Regions from separate parts of the Homo sapiens genome. Here region 1 is linked to region 2. Evidence: chromatin loops called from intact Hi-C (ENCODE). Cell type or tissue: GM12878. All regions are shown on one strand. Region 1 overlaps PITPNC1 (phosphatidylinositol transfer protein cytoplasmic 1). Region 2 overlaps PITPNC1 (phosphatidylinositol transfer protein cytoplasmic 1).

The links. A loop is a pair of places that touch in the nucleus more often than their neighbours do. Peaks named below come from ENCODE experiments on the same cell type or tissue, not always from the same donor. Only the 100,000 strongest peaks of a DNase experiment are listed, where the experiment ranks them.
Region 1: a loop joins it to region 2, with 8 times the contacts of the local background. A loop is called at or near these places in 2 of 110 quality-filtered maps.

The regions. Positions count from the first base shown.
Region 1 is chr17:67,627,533-67,630,032 of GRCh38, forward strand. All of the region lies in intron 5 of PITPNC1 (phosphatidylinositol transfer protein cytoplasmic 1), which reads left to right. Among named protein-coding and RNA genes, the nearest start is that of NOL11, 89 kb to the right of the region's middle. In GM12878, CTCF peaks have their summits at 1,109 (motif pointing left) and 1,395 (motif pointing left); no DNase peak of the experiment used is centred here.
Region 2 is chr17:67,558,226-67,560,725 of GRCh38, forward strand. The region is part of intron 4 of PITPNC1 (phosphatidylinositol transfer protein cytoplasmic 1); the gene reads left to right. Among named protein-coding and RNA genes, the nearest start is that of MIR548D2, 88 kb to the left of the region's middle. In GM12878, a CTCF peak has its summit at 1,310 (motif pointing right); no DNase peak of the experiment used is centred here; H3K27ac peaks cover 238 bases.

The DNA.
Region 1 (2,500 bases), 69 kb after region 2:
GTTGCTGGGAGGTTCTCAGTGACAGTTTCTCAGGACACACACTTTTTAAGTAGCAGGAGACTCAGATTCTGAATTTTTCTTTCTAGAAAGATGCAGGTAGCAGTTTTGATTGATGTTTATCTTAGCGGTTGGATGCTAAGAGGCGGTTTTGTTTTTGTTTGTTTGTTTTAATCATGGAAGGACCTGGTGAAGCCTACAGACTTGCCCTCCAGTCTGAGCTTCTCTGCTGACTGGCCATGTGACTTTGAGCAAGCCTCTTTACTTCTTTCAGCCTTGGTTTTCTCATCTGAAAAGCAGGAATAATATTAATATGGGCATAATGTTCTTAAAGCAACATTAATAGTTCCCTTCCCTAGTTTTACAGCCTATTCTTTTCTTTTTCTTCTTCTTCTTTTTTGTTTTTTTTTTTTTTGAGATGGCGTCTCACTGTGTCGCCCAGGCTGGAGTGCAGTGGCACAATCTCGGCTCACTGCAATCTCTGCCTCCCGAGTTCAAGCGATTCTCATGCCTCAGTCTCCTGAGTACCAGGGTTCACAGGCATGTGCCACCACACCCGGCTGGGGTTTCACCATGTGGACCAAGCTGGTCTCGAACTCCTGACCTCAAGCCATCCACCCGCCTTGGCCTCCCTAAGTGCTGGGATTACAGGTGTAAGCCACTGCGGCCAGCTGACAGCCTATTCTTTTCTTTCTTTTGCAGCACATACTCCATTCTGCCTTGTATTTTTGGTGATAGCTCCCCAGTCTGTCTCTCCTACTAGATGGTAACCTCTCAAGGGCTATCTTTGTAGTCCCTCAAGCCCAGGGCAGCACTTTGTATGCAATGGGTGTATCAGTCAGGGCCCAATCAGGAGATAGAAACCATGCAGTAATTTGAATAGGAGAAATGTAATAGAAGGAATTATTGATCTCTGATGGGAGCAACTATAAGGATGTAAAGGGAACTCCAAAGGATACCCTAAGGCTGAGAGAGAATACCCAGGAAGGACAAACTTGGCAGGGGCCTCTCTGCATGGCTGGGGTTCAGACTTCATTGGAGAAGCAGGATGGTGGGGAAGTTCACGAGGTTGACCTGAGCCAGGGCTGGTTCACAGTGGTTGAGCAGCAGAGCGCCCTCTGGGGTGCAGGCCAGAGGAGGTTGGTGGACAGGGGTGTGTGTGGAGAGAGAGTCGGGGCACGCTGCCAGTGCAAGGCCTGCAGCACGCAGTGCCTGCAGCAGGAGGGCCACCGTGAAGTGGTTACTGGGCCCAGGCTAGGGCTGCAAGGTCACTGAGCAACTATGCACTCCAGGCTTGCAGCTGGGGCAGAGCATGACCGAAAGTCCCCACAGGCACACTCTGCAGCCCAACAACATCCAAATCTGAAGAAATCCCCTTCCTCTTGCAGTGGCCCTTTAGGGCCCCCTACTGATGAGGCTCACTGTAAAGGAGAAATGCTTACAGGGTCCAGTCCATGATCTCAGAGCAGAGGCATAAGGGCGACTTTGGAGCTAAGGCAATACTATGAAAACTGCAATGGGTGCAATGAGGGATCAATAAAATGTTTGAATTAAATCGGAGAAAGCTACATAACCTGTCATGCCCCCCCTTCATCCGTGCTTAGTTCCCTTTCTTTGAGTCCTGTAGATTTTGCCACCAATAAATGTCAAACCTTTTTAACTACTTTTGTAATTTACTCTCTGGAAGCTCATTTCCCTCTGGGGTATTCTGTGTGTGTGTGTGTGTGTGTGTGTGTGGTTTTTGTTGTTGTTGTTGTTTTTGAGACAGAGTCTCACTCTGTCGACCAGGCTGGAGTGCAGTGGCACGATCTCGGCTCACTGCAATGTCCACCTCCCAGGTTCAAGTGATTCTCCTGCCTCAGGCTCCCAAGTAGCTGGGATTACAGGCACATGCCAACATGCCCAGTAGGGACGGGGTTTCTCCATCTCATCATGTTGGCCAGGCTGGTCTTGAACTCCCAGCCTCAAGTAATCCACCTCCCCCAACCCGCCCGACATCAGCCTCCCGAAGTGCTGGGCTTACAGGTGTGAGCCACTGTGCCTGGCCTCTGTGTGTCTTCTTAATGAGGCATGTGTCTCTCTTCTCTTAGCTCATACTTAAAAGAGATTTGCAGAAAGAAAGAAGGAGCGGGGGGGACTGGCTCTCGCAAACAGTGTGAGACCCAGTATTTTATTTCACAACTTATTTCTCCACTTGAACTTGAACTTGTTTCTCCACTGTCTGTTTCATTTCGAGGCAGTTCACTTGTCCCTCCCAAATGCTTTAGGAGTGTCCTGAAGCACTTGACTTCAAGTAGCAGTGGAAAGAATCAGAGCCAATCCAAGAACCAATCTTTCTCTGACTTGGAGAAGTCAGTGGCCACCTCGGGTCAGACTAGGGAGTTAATCTCCTTGGACAAATCTGAAGAGTCCAGTCTCCAAATATTTAGAAAAGAATAGGCAAGAAGAGAAGAACCACCAGCCGACTTGGAGGATAATTACAACACAAATATTATTCAGAAAG
Region 2 (2,500 bases):
AATTATGTGGAAATGCCATTTGCCCAGGAAGTGGGAAAAACATCTTTAGCTTGCTTATGGGAAAAAAAAAACACTTAATTATACAGTAAACAACAACACAATGACAGTTTCACAGAGGACAGACCATTCAACCAGTTCTTCCAAACTGGTGGGTTCTTCTGAAGTTGGTAAAGTCTGCAAAGAAAGGTGCCTGAGGAGACTGGCTGCCTTCCAAAGGAGTTGATTTTGTTTTTCTAGAGCTAAAAAAAAAAAAAAGTCTGCGCTTTCAGATGAGCATAAATCAGCAGTATCAATTCAGCCTTGGTACTAATGAAGAACAAAGGATTTTCTTCTTGTTTGTAGGAATTTGAAAACTTAAGTTACAGGAAATGGATAGCAGGGACCTAGAGTAATACAGTTGGCGTATATATTTTGCGACCGTGATCACCCCTCTCCACCGGCATCTCTCTTAATAAGAATCCACAAAAGAGGAGAAATGGGATGCACCTTTGTGTTAGTTAGAATGACAGAAGCAAAGGCAGATGGGTTGTCAATGTTACCCAACATTTTAAATTATTTAGATGAGAGAGGTGGAAAAATAAAATTGCAACAGACCAGGGAGGATGAAATGACTCTTTCATGAGAACCTCAAATCGTATTGAGCCACTATGAGAGAGAGATTACTCAGGGCTGGTTTAGAAGAGCCAAGAAAGAGAGGAAAGGCTGCTCACAGCTGAGAGTCTGTCATCAGTCACCCCAGGTGAACCCGGGTTATCTGCCCAGGAGTGGCCATGGGGAGAATGAGGTATGTTTCTGAAAGCCACTAAACTATCTGGGATAGGAATTGCCCTCACAGTCTGGGCCTTATCAAGCTCCCCCAGTAATCCAAAGAGCTGATAGGTGCTGTGTTTAGAGACCAGTGACCCCCATTCCTCCCAAGCCCCGTCTCCTTTCTTAAGCCTTTCTTCCCCGCACCTTCCCCTGAGTCCCAGCCAAGGGGCAGTACAAACCACTGTATTTCATAACTAGGAACACAGGAACAAGTCCAGGGAAGATTATGTTTATTATACCAGACCTCTAGGATTGGGCTTGTTAGGAAATTAAAGAAAAAAAATCTGGCTATCTCATCTACGATGTAAGCTAAGAGGGTGAAAGTCCCTAAGAGTCCCTTCTTTGAGGCCATGGAGTCAGGAGTTAGCGGGTTAGGAAATAACTTTTATCTATGTATCACAATTAACCCTCGATATTTAGTGCAGTACATAATTTTTTTTAGACAAAGGGAAATATCCTTTTTTTAGGGACCAGGCCAAAGAAACAGTCCTCCAGTTGGGGGCACTGATGAGCAAGGCAGCAATTAGGCACGGGCCTGAAAAGCACCCTTGTGGAGAAGAGGACAGTAAGGCCAGGTGTGGTGGCTGATGCCAGTAATCCCAGCATTTCAGGAGGCTGAGATAGGCGGATCACTTGAGGTCAGGAGTTTGAGACCAGCCTGGCCAACATGGTGAAACCTTGTCTCGACTAAAAATACAAACATTAGCTGTGCATGGTGACGCATGCCTGTAATCCCAGCTCCTCGGGAGGCTGACCTTGAACCCAGGAAGTGGAGGTTGCAGTGAGCCGGGATCATGCCACTGCACTCCAGCCTGGGTGACAGAGCAAGACCCTGTCTCAAAAACAAAAAATAAACAAACAAAAAAACCCAAAAACAAAGAAGATTATGTGAGACCGGTGTCATCACAGAGCCAGAACGACCAAGCTCAAAAATCGTCACAGTTCTAGAGAATTTAGATGGAAGCAGTCTAGAACCATTTATAACTACCATTCAAGATGGTACACAGCCCATTAAGTAAGGGATGGGCTATACAGAGCTAAACAGATTTTATAATTATAGGACTTCTCAGAGCCTTTCTTATTCTAATGTACATTGTGAATCTCCAAAGGGAGCTGTGGCATGCAACGTTTCCCGAGCTGATTTGTCCAAGGGATCTTGGATTTTGCAAGGCCAATCTTTTAAGACTTAGAGGTGTTCCAGAAACTTCTCTTTAGGTCAGAGCCATTATGTGCCCACTAACTATGCCAGTGGATCAATTCTATTTCAGTAAATGTTATTTTTTTCTAAATTTCAGTGAGCTAATGTGTTGCCTGAAGATGACTATTACTCAGATACCAAAGTTTTTTGAAGAATGCCCAACAGTAATGGAAGTGTTTTATTTTTAGAATCAGGTGACACAGAACCCGTAAGTTCCTTTTCAAGCAAAGTCAGTTCTGTTCAACCACACAGCAAAGTCAGCAGTACGTTGGGATGGCAGTGGGTTTGTGCATTTGGATTTGTTTCCATTTAGAAAATGAACTGGTTGTATGGACGAGCCAGTTGCAAACCAGCCTATTCACAGATGTACCGCTGCCCTTGTGTGGGACCAGAGCTCGCCTCTACATCTCAGCACCCCAATTAGTGCCTGGTGAAGCAGGAGCTTTGGAACAGCCAGTTTTGTTTGTTCAGATTATCCCGTTTCCACTTGCT